5 separate regions of the Homo sapiens genome follow, and regions 2, 3, 4 and 5 are each linked to region 1. A link is a contact called in ENCODE Hi-C or POLR2A ChIA-PET data. All regions are on one chromosome and are shown on one strand. The core of a region is the stretch at or near the end of the contact, and the rest is flanking DNA. Distances in the headings are between cores, read along the strand shown.

Region 1 (2,867 bases), core at 105-2,604:
GCTCTTGCTAAGGTTGTCAACCTCCCTATATTTTTATGCTTAGTATACTCAACTGAGAGTACTGGGGTCTGCTCACCACTTATTTCTAGAAGCTCTTACATCCTTTGGTTTCTGTGAGGCTCTGCCTTGTTCTTTGACAGACAATCGACAACTTTTTTTTTTTGCTGCCTTTTTTCCTTCATAAATGCTTGACCTGCTGCTTTTTATGTCTTTACAGTACTTTAGAGATTTCTTATGAAAGCTCAACTAAACCTGAAGTACCAACTATCAAATTTATCTCTGATCAGATCTCCCTCTGCCTGGTCAATTCTATCTGAATGACCCATAGGCTCTTATAACTTAACTTCTCAAATTAAACTCATCATTTCTCCTCTGTGTTCCCTTGCTCAACGATATTTATGCCCAAATCCTATTCTGAAATCTGGGAGTCATACTAGAATCCAAATTCCCCTTTATCCTCTACATGAAATTAGTCAAAAAGTTCTATTGATTCTAAGCCCCATTAATTCTCAAAATTCATCTCAACTGCCACTGCTTTAGTTTAGATTTTCATCACCCACTGCCTTCAAACTGGTGTCTCTGTCTCCAATTTTGTCTTCCTCAAATTAATCTTCTATGTTGTGTTAGAGTGATCATAAAAGTTAAATCTGACCATGAAGCTGGCCTACTTAAAAATCTTCAGTAGCTTACTGTTGCTCTAAGGGTAAACTCTCTACTCTTTAACATTCAGCATACCAAAGGCCCTGTGCTCCCTCAAATGATTATAGATGACTCCACTTTGGATTCAGCTATACTGCTTTTGTAATTCCCAGCAAGGTGCCACTAATGGCTTTGTTTGTGCTATTCCCTCTGCCTGGACTGTCTTTCCCTGTCTGCTTGGCTAAGCTCCCCTTCATGATTCAGCTTAGGTATCCCCCATTCATGCTCCCACATCATCCGATGCTATGCTGTGAGCACTACTGTATCCGGTCCCTCACTATATCTAGTTGTTCCAAGGCAGGGACTAAATTCTTCATTCCTGCACTCTGCGCCCTAGCACCATGCATTTTCGTGAATCACTCCCTGGTTTGGGGTACTGGTGTGTATGTGTATGCGCATGTGCGTATATGCGCATATGAATGGAGAGTAAATTTGAATTTTTGCTGGGCACACGGCGCAGTGAAGACAAGAAAGGGGCACTATTTTAACACAACCTTTTCCCGTGATCACCACCGAAAATTACTGACGAGTCAATCACCTCAGATCTCTCAAGCAGTCCAGCCTACGCAACAGTACTCCACCTCTGCGCCTGTGCGGGGAGGGTAAGGCGGGGCCAGCAACTTCCTCAGCTGGAGGGAGAGCGCACGGTGGAGCCGCCAGTTGAGAAGGACTCTGATCCGGCTCAGCTTTCCAATCAGCTGCGGAAGGAGCCACGCTTTCGGGGGTTGCAAGATGGCGGCCACCAGTGGAACTGATGAGCCGGTGAGACGCTGTTCTGGGGTCGGGTGAGTGGGGAGGTCGAGCCAGGTGGAGCCTTTTTTTTTTCTTTTTTGAGACAAGGTGTCACTCAGTCGCCCAGGCTGGAGTGCAGTGGTGGGATCACCGCTTACTGCAGCCTCGACCTCCAGCGCTCAGATCTTCCGCCCACCTCATCCTCCCGAGGAGCTGGGACTACAGGCCCGTGCCACCACGCCCAGCTACATTTTTTGTATTTTTTGTAGAGACGGGGTTTCGCCATGTTGCCCAGGCTGGTCTCAAACTCCTGGGCTCAGGCGATCCGCCCGCCTCGGCCTCCCAAAGTGCTGGGATTACAGGCACGAGTCACTGCGACTGGCCTTGGGGGGAGCCACCGCGCCCGGCCTTGGGGGGAGCCTTGAACTCTTTTTCCTCCTTTCTAGGTTTCCGGGGAGTTGGTGTCTGTGGCACATGCGCTTTCTCTCCCAGCAGAGTCGTATGGCAACGATGTGAGTATGACTCACCCACAGCTCCCACCCACTCAGCTAGCCTGGGATCTCTGCAGGACCTGCCTGCCACTAAGTTATAACTTCACGTCCTGATAATCTACTGCAGACCCTCTCCACTTACACCAGAAACTGCACCTTCGTTCAGTTCGTTTTAATCTTGGTCCACAAACGCAGGACTAACGCCTGTGGAAGTGGTTCCCCAAGTTGGCCACGCTTTAGAATTACTGGGGAGCTTTTAAACATCCCGCTGCCTAGATTGCAGTTCATACCACCTAAATCAGAATGTCTGGGTAATGAGAGCCAAGAATCAGTATTTTTAAAGGGTCTCTGAGGGATTCCATTGTGCAGCTTATGGTGTGTCTGGTTTAGAAAATTACTGAGAAAGTATATGAGGTATTTTCCAAAACAAGACAAGAGGATGTGAGAATAGTAAAAACACCCAAATAAGAGTGTGATACATATAATGAGTGGGTCAGGCCATAAGATCCAAATAATTTAGCTGAAGGAGAAATCCCTAAGGGGCCAAGGCAGTGGAAGACTTGACTGAGGAAATGGAGCTTTACCTGTATCCTCAAAGTGTAGGTGGACAAAGGACATGGATTGGCACGTGGGAAAAGTGCATGGTCTAAGGCATGGAGGTAACAAATGCAAATGGCTTTTTCTGGAGTCAGTGAAATAGCTCGGTCTCGTTGGAATGGGAGATTCCAGTGGAACCTCCAGTGGGGTGCTTGGTAAGACTTATTATAACCTTGACCTGTTTCATGTGCTAATTCATTTCTAGGTGTTACAGTATGGGGAATTGGCTGTTTGGTAAACAAAAATGATTATGACATGCTTCAGTCTTAAAAGTGAAAAGTAATTTTCATTTTGATTCTTTGTTCTCCCAACAACTCAGTGGAATTGATGGGTATATTATTTCAGTTT
Region 2 (2,867 bases), core at 190-2,689, 1.9 Mb after region 1:
GAATAACATCACCATTGCAAATCCTAAGATCAGTGCTTGAGATATTTTGCAGACCCTGCATTCTCATGCAGCAGAGGACACCACCCAGACTGATAATCTGGCTCAACTAGCTCCACGATCCCACCCAGGAAGAACTCGCAAGAACTCACTTCGACCCCGTGATTTAATCTTCATCCCGACCAACTAGCACTCCCCACTTTCCGAACCCATACCTGCCAAATTATCCTTAAAAACTCTGATTCCAGAATGCTCAGGGAGACTGATTTGAGTGATAATGAAACTCTGGTCTCCCGCACAGCGCTCAGCGTGAATTATTCTTTCGCCATTGCAATTCCCGTCTTCATAAATCAGCTCTGTCTAGGCAGCGGACAAGGTGAACCCATTGGGCGGTTACACTTTCGTTTTCAATACATCTCTGCTTTTATTGCTTCATTCTTTCTTTGCTTTGTGCATTTCGTCCAGTTCTTAGTTCAAGACGCTAAGAACTTGGACACCCTCCACGGGTAACAGGACTACAGGTGCCCGCCACCACGTCTAGCTAATTTTTTGTATTTTTAGTAGAGATGGGGTTTTGCTATGTTGCTCAGGCTGGTCTCGAACCACTGGGCTCAAGCAATCTGCCGGCCTTGGCCTCCCAAAGTGCCGGGATTAAAGGCGTGAGCCACCGCGCCTGGCCCACTAAACTTCTCTGTGCATCAGTTATTTCATTTGCCTAATGAGGATAACAGTAGTCACTACTGCGTTTTGTGAGCGTTGGTTAATATATGAAAAATGCCACGTGTTTGCCATTAGCATCAATCATGCCATAACCAGAAAAATTACATTGCATTTTTTATTTTAAAAAAGGTGGGGGCCAGAGTGGACCTGGGCCTCTTCCAACTTCTGAGAGGTCTCTATTACTAAGTAAGCCTTAAGAAGCAGAATTCCATGAAGGGAGCTAGGAAACCAGGATTTTCCAAAAGGAGGTGGCATTTGCATTGATCCTGGTAGGGCAGCCTCGAATTCCACGGGGTTGGGGTTGCGCCTTTTCCAAGGCAGCCCTGGGTTTGCGCAGGGACGCGGCTGCTCTGGGCGTGGTTCCGGGAAACGCAGCGGCGCCGACCCTGGGTCTCGCACATTCTTCACGTCCGTTCGCAGCGTCACCCGGATCTTCGCCGCTACCCTTGTGGGCCCCCCGGCGACGCTTCCTGCTCCGCCCCTAAGTCGGGAAGGTTCCTTGCGGTTCGCGGCGTGCCGGACGTGACAAACGGAAGCCGCACGTCTCACTAGTACCCTCGCAGACGGACAGCGCCAGGGAGCAATGGCAGCGCGCCGACCGCGATGGGCTGTGGCCAATAGCGGCTGCTCAGCAGGGCGCGCCGAGAGCAGCGGCCGGGAAGGGGCGGTGCGGGAGGCGGGGTGTGGGGCGGTAGTGTGGGCCCTGTTCCTGCCCGCGCGGTGTTCCGCATTCTGCAAGCCTCCGGAGCGCACGTCGGCAGTCGGCTCCCTCGTTGACCGAATCACCGACCTCTCTCCCCAGCTGTATTTCCAAAATGTCGCTTTCTAACAAGCTGACGCTGGACAAGCTGGACGTTAAAGGGAAGCGGGTCGTTATGAGGTAATTCTGCACGTTTGCCCGCGTGCTCTCTGTGCTCTGTCGCAAACCTCTTTGGCCGGAGCCGACTTGTTCTCTCGTCTGCTCTAAGTTCTTTTAGCTTTTGGCTGGGCCCCAGGGGTCCTAGGCTTGGAGGGCGAGGCTGCTCACGGGTTTGGTGGTTTCTAGCCGCATTTTCCCCAGCCCAGAAAGCACCCGAAGTCACCCTTCGGGGATGGATCCCACTGAGGAAGGGCTGAGATTGCCGCTGGGACCCATTTTGTCCTTTTTCCTATTGGTGAAATGCAGTTCCGTTGCCTCCAGCTCCCAGTCGGCGAGATGGGACTTAATGCTTATCCTGCAAATCTCTAGGCTTCAAGGAAGGGACCTTGAAAGGTCATTTTACTTTCCCTTCCCCCACGCTCCTAGACCGTCGCAGCCAAATGAGAAACGGCCCACATCTCACAGGTTCCTGCACAAAAGGATATTTTTCCAAGAGGATGTTGATTTAACTTCAGGAGTAGACCCCCCCGCCCCCCGCCACTAAAGAATTGGGGTGGGAGGGTAGGGCGGGGCGAACTGGAGGAGGCCCTGCAGAGCTTACGTAACAGGCGTCTGCTGCCCTGCAGCGCGGTATCGTTGGACTCTTGGGCACAGGATTTGCATCAGGATTGTGACATACTAGGTAATGGTAGAGCAGGGTGTGGCTGCTCATACTTGCTGGCCTCCAATCTCATCCCCACGTGTGGCTAGAAAAGTAGAATTTTAAAATTGGGGGAAGTTTCCTCGTGCACTTTGGGTCTCTTACTCTGCGCATGTGGATCTCTAGTCACTTGCCAACACGGTTTCTCTCTTATCTGCCAGAATTGTTGGTAGAGTGGGCAGCTTTTACATTTATCCTTTTTGTCACGTGTGATATATTTGTGCATACCAGGAGCAAGGTGCAGGAGGATGAGTCGGTATGTAACTGATGGACTTGACTGTTCATATACCTTAACAGGATCCAAGAGTGGTGTTTTTGAGGGGTCATAAAGGTTTCTGTTGATAGCATTTTGCAACCTTGACCTTTTTGGGAAGTGGTTGATTGATGGGTAGGTATTTATTTGGCTGGTGTAATCTAGCCCCTTTTCCAATTTGGGCTGGTTCAAATGAGGGCTTGTGTTGGATATTAACAGACACGTAAGTCAGTAGGAGATCTCCCTTTACTCTAACTTTAAACATATGAGGACACGTTTGAGTTAGGGAACTGTATGGGTACCCTAAAAGGACATGTAGCTCTCCTCTTCTCTCTAAT
Region 3 (2,867 bases), core at 98-2,597, 1.7 Mb after region 1:
GATGCTGTTGTTTTTAACATAAAAAATTTCTAAGACATAAAATTATGCATTGCTCTGCATCTTCTTTTCCACATAACCATAGCTTAGGATCCTCCCAAAGAAGGACATCAATTTCTAGTTTCAGTGTCTGAGCCTGCTCACTTCACGATACTTTTGACAATTGTATATTTTTATTGTACTCTTTGCCAATCTAATAAGCAACTCATTAAGTTTAACTTCCTAGCTTAGTTTTTCTTCTTATGGAATAGTTCAAATACTTAGAAACATAGAGAAGATAGCTTTCTTTCTTAATTCAGCTCAAGTAGACAAGTATCTGAAGTGCTTAACTGGTATTTTTAGAGTATGTGCACAGTTTTTCTCTATTAGAGGAAGCACAGAATGTACAGGAAATAGAGTTAGAATGACTGACGTAGGGTTTGAGTCCTCGTTCATTTTCTAAATTTAAGACTCTTTTTCTCATCTATAAAATTAGAGGGTATAAGTAATTGCTAGTAGTCTTAAAGTCCTAAGAGTATAGGACTCCAAATCACAAACGTTTGAAAACGCATTGTTAAAATTCCTCTACCTGGATTGCTTAATGGTGAGAATACTGTATCTCCTCCACTTCCTAAAGCCTATGAGTTCCACAAGATCTTAGTTTTGTTCATTTATGTATATCAAGTGCCTAGAACATTGCCTAGCATGCTTACATTTGTGGAATGATTGAAAATGGTTAGGAGCTTTCAATCTGGTAAATTGCCTTGAAACAATTATTTGGACAAAGTAATAAATCTGGCATAATTTCACTCTTTGGTCTAACTCTCACACTCCTGAAATGAAAATGCTAGAAAATAGAGAACTCTTACACATCATTCAGGGAGTTACATCGGCCAGCAGTATAGAGTCTCAGATATCCTACTCCTGGGATCTAAAGTCGAACTCCCCACCCCCAACACCTGACGGGGCCCACACTCAAAAGTGTCAAAACTCATAGCTATGCACATTCACAAGACTGTAGAAGTCGGGCTGTCACCTACGCTACTCCACTCTCAGATTCTACATCCCCAGAAGACAAAGAGTTACAGTTCCTTCTCTCACGAATTCCACAACTCCGAAAACCGCGTAATTGAAGCCACCAAAGGCATAGAAGCGGCAGGGAAAGGGGGCTGGGAAGAGGCGAACAGACCCTCTTAAGCCCCAGTCATTGGGAAAAGCCCATGCTGCTGGAAACCGCGTTCTCACCTCCTTCTTTCTTTGGGCAGAGGCTGAGGGAACGTCGCAAACGATGAGCAGCGCCACCACCATGGTCACAGAGACACACCAAAACCGCCAACGCGCTGCCATGTTCGCTCCTCTCCCTTCTATAAGTGAAACTTTGCTCCGGCTAGGTCTGAGGGTGGGGCGTGAGAACAGGCAAATCGGCCCCTTGCCTTTCCTCATTGGTCCAGCTCAGCCCTGCCGGGAGACCCCTCACATTACGTCACAGCGCGCTGGCGCTACACGCCCGCTAAAAGAAGGTTGATTTCTAATTGGCCCCGGTCGGCCAATAGAAAAAAGATAATCTGGAGCGTTTTCATTGGTCCGCTAAAGATAATGACCCGCCCCTTTCTCGATACGTAAACATCTAGCGCGCTGACGCTTTCCAAGCACGCATGCGCAGTTGTGAAATATTGCGGAGTTTTCGGAGTCCAAAATGGCTTGAAGTTGCTAGAACAGAATCTTTCAAAGACTCATTTAGAAGTCCTTGAAATTCGCCGCCTTCATGTAATATTCTAGAAAAATGGGACCTAGCCGCGTGAGGGATAAGAGCTATTTAGTCCGTTATCCTGCCTCCAAAGTACTTCAAAGTGAAAAAATAAAAGTAGGAAAGCAAAAATATACCTAATACCACTGAGGGAAATTTTTAAAGGTAAATATGAACAAGAGCTTGTTGAATACCTATTGTGTCCTAGAAACTGCCAGGAGCGCTGAAAAAAGAGGACATCAAAGATTATTTTTTAAAGTTTTTGTTTATTTATGGCTTTTTTTGAGATGGAATTTCGCTCTTGTAGCCCAGGCTGGCGTGCAGTGGCGCCATCTCGGCTCACTGCAACCTACGCCTCCCGGGTTCAAGCGATTCTCCTGCCTCAGCCTCCCGAGTAGCTGGGATTACAGGCGCCCGCCATCACGCCTGGCTAATTTTTTGTATTTTAGTAGAGACGGGGTTTCGCCATGTTGGGCAGGCTGGTCTCGAACTCCTGACCTCAGGTGATCCGCCCGCCTCGGCCTCCCAAAGTTCTGGGATTACAGGCGTGAGCCACCAAGCCCGGCCGGCTTTTTTTGTTTGTTTTTTCAGTTAAACTCCTTGACTTAATATTTAAAGCACCAACAAGGACTTTAATTGCAGGTTATAGACAGCAAATTCCTTCTTTTTATTCATTATTTTGTTTGGGGGATGGGTACAAAAGTAAGGTTGTAAAGAAGGAAAACACCAACAAGATAAAATCAATCTGCCTACAATTTGGATTTATTTTGATGGTGTGGAAAATATTATATGACTATTATTTTAGGCGCTACTGGATAAAAAAACCAGGAAATTAATTTCAGTATGTTGGAGAGACAAGGAGATGGGATGGAAAGAAAAATAGCTGGTTCCGAAGTGAAGAGATGTGAAATACAGATGTGAAAAAAAGTTAAATCATTTATGGAAACTTATATTAAGAAAATGCAGGCCGGGTGCGATGGCTCATGCCTGTAATCTCAGCACTTTGGGAAGTCGAAGTGGGTGGATCACCTGAGGTCAGGAGTTCAAGACCAGCCTGACCAACATGGCAAAACCCCCGTCTCTACTAAAAATTTAAAAATTAGCCCGGTGTGGTGGCGCAGGCCTGTAATCCCAGCTACATGGG
Region 4 (2,867 bases), core at 261-2,760, 1.6 Mb after region 1:
ATATCTTTCCCCAAGGTAAAGAAAATATAATCTACTGCTTGTTCATGCAGAAATACAGACATACGTATCATAGGCTCATTGCCCAATTCTACATTCTAGCTAAATTGCTCTAAAAACATATGCCAATCTAAGAGTTACTCAAAGGCACATTTCGCCAACTTGAAATGCAATTCTGACCCATGCTCCTTGTAATTTTATTTTGCCACTGGACGCCAAGGATGCATCTCCGAGTAAAAAAATTACTTAATTCACATTGTGGGATGAAAATTCAAATGTCAAACTGAAACGCCAGCCAGCCACCTGGGTAAAAGTGTATACATTTCATATTGACTACCCAAATTTTCAGACCCGTCAAGAGGCAAATCAGAAGCACACAGAAAAACAGCTTCAACCTAATAAACGTGCTTGATTGGTTAAGAGGAGGCCTGCCAGGCATTTTCCCTTGCAATAAATCTTACTTCGCATCAGCCCACGTTAACCTGCCCTTCATCCTTCATGGAATAAATAAGTAAATAAAGATAGGGCCTAATTACTCCTCGAAATTTGCCCAGAAAGTGGGGAAACACTTGAGGTCCCATTAAGGCTGGACATCACAAAAAGTAGTATACTAGGGTCCTCTGGAAGCAAAACCCTGTGTTAAGTCCCCCCTCGCCTAGAAATAAACCCAAGGATATCCTTCAGGATATGGAGTAGAAAAGATACCTAAATACCTGGAACTGCACCACAACCCAATCAAAAAAAGGCTTGTCTCCTGGGGCTGCAGAAAAAAAATCCCGCAGGGCCCGGGTGCTTCCCATCTCCAGCAACCTAAACGCCTCTAAGTCGTCCTGGGATCTCACATCCTCGCGCCCGCCCACCCCTCCCCCTCTTCTCACCCTCCCCCCGCTTCTTCCCCACGCAGTTTCTAGGCCCAAAGATTAGCAAAAATGACCGGGATACCAAAGACCGCCTCCGACTTCGAGGTCTCAATCCCACAGGCACCAAAGAATAAACAGAGGAGCCCGACCAAGCGTCACCGTTTAGGGGAGATTGCAAGAAGCGCCCCATACCCTAGGCCGCGCCCCCCCCACCTCCCCCCACCCCATCCCCACCCCCACCCCCGTCGGAGCCTTGCGCCGATACCCCGAAACCCTTCTCACCTAAAGAGAAAACGATGCCTCTTTCGGCTAAGCAACACACAGGCCTAACCCACCAAGCGAACGCCTTCCCAAACACCCGACTCAGACGGTGCCTGGGCCCAGACCGCTGGGGCCCATGAGACGGGGTTGCGTTTTACCTCATGGGCTCAGCGGTCATGTTTTCGCTTGAACGCCTTGTCGGCTTCTGTGATTGCTGGGCGCCGATCTGCGCTCCCCCGCGCCCGGTTACGATAGAAATGCACTGGAGTCTTAGTCGTCACTGTAGCTGCTGCTGGAACCTCCCCACAGCTCAAAGGCCGCTACCACTGCCACCGCCGCAGGAGCCGCGGAAACAAAGCGACACCGCTGCCGCCGCCATTTTGTTGGGCCGAGGCTCAGGCAGGAGAATTGGCGCGTCCTCCCTCTTTCTCTTTCCGTCAGCCATTGGCTACCTCCTCCAAAGCACAGAGTCTTATTGGCTACGGAAATTCACCTTCTTTGGGGGCCTGTTGCTAAGGCGGTCGACGTCATTTGATCCCCTCCACCTTTTCGCAGGGGGTCCAATTTAGTCCCAATTGACCTGAAAGTGCTAGTGACATAGTTTGACTTTATTTTGAAAATGCTCTTTTGGTCCAACCTCTTTTTTCTTTGACATATTAACGAAGTAATAACAGCAACCTACATTTATTGAGAGTTTACTATATGCTCGGCACTACACTAATCCTTTATCCGGGTTATCTCATTTAATCTTTACACTCTCTGAGGTAGACAAACCTACATTTTCCAGATGAGGAAACCAAGACACAAAGTCCCACAGTAGTGGAGCCGAGATTCACCAGACACTCTTAACCACTAATCTGTATGGCCATCCTATGTAAGTATTTTCTTTCCTATATGCTAGGCTATCATCAAGTTATTTGCTTTCCTAGATGTTTTATACATAATATTTGGCACACCAACATGCTTGGAAATGTATATGTGTATAATATACTTATATATATGTATATGTGTGCAGACGACATAAGACCAACTTGAACGCTGCATAAAATTCTTTCCATATTGAATAAAGTGTCTCTTAGAATACACACACACACACACACACACACACACACACACACACACACACGGGCCATTTCCCCAATTTGATGTGATGTTTAGCTCACAAACCAATCAATTTAGATCTGCTTCCTTCTCATTACAGAGGAAGCTTGGCTGGATGATCTGTAAATGCCTTTCCCGCTTTTATGATCTATAATTTGATTTTACATTGGTAATCTCTGCTAATCACAAACAAGTCCTCTAAAATCTAATCGCTTCGAAATTTATTTCCAAATTTATTCTGCCATGCATGCTTTAGTTCATTCTATTTATTTTTCTTGAAATATGCAAGAGCTCCTGTCGGGGTTAGGTGACAGGGTTGCTGCTTTCTACTGGGATAGCAAGAGGGGAGCCTTTTTTGAATGAAACACTTTGAAAATCTGATAGGCTCAGGCAACTTTTTTTTTTTTTTTTTCTGAGACAGGGTCTAGCTCTGTCACCCAGGCTGGAGTGCAGTGGCGTGACGCAGTTCACTGCAGCCTCGACCTCCTAGGCTCAAGCAATCCTCCCACCTCAGCCTCTCAAGCAGCTGGGACTGCAGGCGCGTGCCATCAAGCCCAGCTAATTATGTATTTATGTATTGGTATAGATGAGGTAGGTCTGTCTGTTGCCCAGGCTGGTCTCAAACATCTAAGCTCAAGCCATCCTCCA
Region 5 (2,867 bases), core at 221-2,720, 1.2 Mb before region 1:
ATTTTTTTTTAACTTCGAAAAAGACAGAAAACCTTGCGCGGGTGATTCGGTCCCTCACGAATCAGACAGACAGAAGCAGTCATGCTGAAATCGCTGAATTCCTCAGCGGAACGGCGCCAACTCAGCAGCGCGGTTTCCACACTTTCCCGGAGCGGGACTCCGCTCCCCGCGCCGGCTCACGGCCTTCCCGCCCTACAGGGTGTACAAGACGCGAGCCGACGTGTGCTGCGGGGCGCGGCAGAGAGAAGCGCCAGAAGCCACACAGAAAAGCGTCAATTCGACCGCCACCGAGAGCGCGAAGGGGCCACAAGCCAATTTCCGCAAAGGAGATGAGCTGGGCGAGGCTCGGTCTGGCCTCCAACTTAAACCTGTCCGCAGCCTCGGCCGAGTGGCGCGTGTCCTGGGGGCGCTCTGTGGTCGCCACGGCCGCCCGGCTTCGCACCTTTGCGGCTTTGGTCCGAGCGCCCGGCCTCGGCCGCCGCGTGGGTTTTCCCGCTCTCGCCGAAGCGTGCCATGCCCATGCCCCATTCCCTGGCCAGGCTCTACCCTGCACCAGTCCGAAAGGAGGCGGCACTCTGCCGAGCTGCGTGCGTGTAAGCGCGGCGGCTCCGGTCCGCTCGCTTCCCCTCCCCCCGCAACCCCCTTCCTACGGCGCAAGCACAGAGGCCTTTCCTAGATTGCAGTGCCTGTCAGGGCGAGCCGGGATCTCTCGCCCTAGCGGCCTCGCTCCCTCATACACAGACACACACATTCGCATACAGACGTCCTCCGTTCCGTTTTCCCTTCCTTCTCGTCTAGCTCGACTTACCCCAGTTCATTCCACCCCCTGCGGCCGCCACCCCGAGCCAGCCGGGGAGCCGGCGAGAAGGCCAGGAAGCTGTATGGCAGCGCTCCTACTCACCTCACAGGCCGACTCCCGAGGCGCACGTCGCTGGCGGGCTCAGGCAGCAGGCGCTGTAGCTAGCGCGGTCGCAGTCAAGGCTGGGCTGTCGCCGTCGCCGCAGCTGTTCGAGCTGCCTTAGCCGCCACCGCCGCTGCTACTGCTGCCGCCGCCGCCGCCGCCTCTGCCTCAGCTCCATACGCTGGGCCCGCCAGGTGGACGCGCCTCTCTCCTCGCTCGCTCCCTCAGGCTCCGCCGCCGCCGCGCTAGATGGAGTCAGAGCTGTCGGGCTCTGGCCCTGAAACTCAGAGCCTCCGCGGCTGCCCGGCTGCTCCAAGGGTCCGTGCTTCGCTTACACTGTCGCTCGCCCCGGCTGGAGCTACCTAGCGAGCGGGCTGCGCGCTCGGCGCCTGGAGCCCGCTCTGTGCGGTGGCTGCGGCCGTCCGCGAGAGGGAGAGAGGAGGGCGGCTGCTACTGTCGCTATAGCTGTTAAAGCTATTGCTAAATGCTGCTACTGCCGCTAATGCTACTGCTGTGGCGGCGGTGGTGGCGGCGGCGGCTGCTGCTGCTGCTGCTGATGCTACTGGTTTTCCTTCCCAGGTTCTTCCCCTGCCTCGTCCCCCCTCCTCCCCCTTCCTCCTCCTCCTCCTACTCCTCCTCCTCCTTCTCTTCCTCCTCCCTCTTCTCCTCCCTCTGCCGCTTTTCTCAGAGCCTCTGCAGGCACTGCCTGGTCCCCTCTTCTCCCGGAGCTGTCTCTGCCCATTCAGAAAGGTGCCCAGAGTGGGGCCGCCTCTGCTGCCACCATCGCTGTTGCCCCTGCCATTGTTTCCTCCAACACGGCTGTTCTTGCTGGACGCCTTCCCCCCTCTACCCTTCTTCCCCACCACAGCTCTCCCTTTCCCTCCCGCTCTCCTTACCCTCTCTATGGTCCCTTCCTTATGTGCCCCCCCAACTCTGTCCGTCTGTCCTTCCCTCCCCTCGGGCGCCCGGGAGCGCGCACTGCGCGGCCACCTGTCATAAAGGGCGCGCACCCCCCTTCCCCATTCCCACCCCGCCCCCCACTCGCGTTCCTGCTGCCCTTCCAGTCCACTACGCCAGTGGTGCGTTCTTCCCCTGGCAGACACGCAACCGGACACCACTCTCCCATGCCTTTTAGGGCAGTTGTGTGTGCGGAGAGGGGCACTCTGAAGTTTGGGGAAGAATATTTGAATGGTTTCATCCACCAAGCATCTAACCATTCAACCTTTACCTACTCTTAACTTAAGGGCCTGGGCCCCCAGGAAGGTGGGTCCTTTTTGAAGGGTTGGATGAAGGCAGACAATTGGGGAGTGACGTTTGGGGAATAAAGGAAAGAAGGGAAGCTGAATATGGCCAGGAAGGAAAACAGATCTGCCTGATGGCTGTCATTGAAAAATCTCTTAGGTGGTCATTTTCCTTCAGACGTCCTGGGAACTCAACAGGAAACAGCAAAACGATTGGAGAGCAACTCAGGAGGGACCATTTAGTACTTCTGGAGTCCTGGGTGCAAGGTTGAGGCCTGAGCCTCGGGAGATTTGTCACCACTAGGAGCCAAGGCAAGAGATGAAAAGGTTGGTACTAGAACAGAAGGGGTAAAAGTAGCTACTTTGTGTGCACTTGCTCCAACATCATTGCCAAAGCACAGCTTCTCCAGTCAGGCAGGGCCTCATTTCAGATTTCTTTGCTGCCACAGCTACAGCGTCATTTTGCTACGAGGGCTCAGGCTTTGAGATCTGATGTGTGCAACTTCTCACCATCACCTGTCACACAATCCCTCCCCAGAAACAGTGCAGAGGCGGGGGTATATTTTCTTTTCCCTGGCAAAGTACAGGAGATAAATGTTCCAGATATCCCATTGACAATAAGGTCTGGGTCACTTTACCAAGTTTGAGGCGCTCTACCATGGGTCTTTCATTCCTGGACAATAAACTGTCTGTATGGCTTTTACAACTCCCCATCTCTGTGCCTT

What was found. Hi-C counts contacts between places; a loop is a spot of excess contacts on that map. ChIA-PET counts read pairs that join two places held with the same protein, here RNA polymerase II (POLR2A). Pooled maps may share reads with other maps.
Region 2: a loop to region 1 is called in a map of CD8-positive, alpha-beta T cell, with 8 times the contacts of the local background. The contact joins the promoter of PGK1 here to the promoter of PBDC1 in region 1. A Hi-C loop is called at or near these places in 1 of 168 maps with a recorded cell type or tissue (CD8-positive, alpha-beta T cell), 3 of 37 single-sample maps with no recorded cell type and 15 of 50 pooled maps. POLR2A ChIA-PET finds 5 or more read pairs at or near these places in 1 of 52 experiments (GM10248).
Region 3: a map of B cell shows a loop between it and region 1 (20-fold over the local background). The contact joins the promoter of MAGT1 here to the promoter of PBDC1 in region 1. A Hi-C loop is called at or near these places in 6 of 168 maps with a recorded cell type or tissue (B cell, CD4-positive, alpha-beta memory T cell, CD8-positive, alpha-beta T cell and 3 more), 10 of 37 single-sample maps with no recorded cell type and 15 of 50 pooled maps. POLR2A ChIA-PET finds 5 or more read pairs at or near these places in 1 of 52 experiments (CD4-positive, alpha-beta T cell).
Region 4: a map of naive thymus-derived CD4-positive, alpha-beta T cell shows a loop between it and region 1 (4-fold over the local background). The contact joins the promoter of ATRX here to the promoter of PBDC1 in region 1. A Hi-C loop is called at or near these places in 1 of 168 maps with a recorded cell type or tissue (naive thymus-derived CD4-positive, alpha-beta T cell), 1 of 37 single-sample maps with no recorded cell type and 7 of 50 pooled maps.
Region 5: a loop to region 1 is called in a pooled map, with 11 times the contacts of the local background. The contact joins the promoter of NEXMIF here to the promoter of PBDC1 in region 1. A Hi-C loop is called at or near these places in 6 of 37 single-sample maps with no recorded cell type and 8 of 50 pooled maps. POLR2A ChIA-PET finds 5 or more read pairs at or near these places in 1 of 52 experiments (WTC11).

The regions. Positions count from the first base shown.
Region 1 is chrX:76,171,708-76,174,574 of GRCh38, forward strand. PBDC1 (polysaccharide biosynthesis domain containing 1) reads left to right here and starts at 1,355. Exons shown (of 6, transcript NM_016500.5): 1 at 1,355-1,461; 2 at 1,878-1,943. The coding sequence starts at 1,432. RefSeq lists enhancers at 1,367-2,224, 1,438-1,737.
Region 2 is chrX:78,102,809-78,105,675 of GRCh38, forward strand. PGK1 (phosphoglycerate kinase 1) reads left to right here and starts at 1,440. Exons shown (of 11, transcript NM_000291.4): 1 at 1,440-1,597. The coding sequence starts at 1,533. RefSeq lists a silencer at 1,327-1,386.
Region 3 is chrX:77,894,088-77,896,954 of GRCh38, forward strand. It overlaps MAGT1 (magnesium transporter 1), which reads right to left and starts at 1,348. Exons shown (of 10, transcript NM_001367916.1): 1 at 1,222-1,348. The coding sequence starts at 1,323. RefSeq lists an enhancer at 1,095-1,344.
Region 4 is chrX:77,784,706-77,787,572 of GRCh38, forward strand. It overlaps ATRX (ATRX chromatin remodeler), which reads right to left and starts at 1,511. Exons shown (of 35, transcript NM_000489.6): 1 at 1,277-1,511. The coding sequence starts at 1,296. RefSeq lists a silencer at 1,125-1,174 and enhancers at 1,275-1,384, 1,395-1,584.
Region 5 is chrX:74,923,982-74,926,848 of GRCh38, forward strand. NEXMIF (neurite extension and migration factor) reads right to left here and starts at 1,471. Exons shown (of 4, transcript NM_001008537.3): 1 at 902-1,471. RefSeq lists a silencer at 350-509.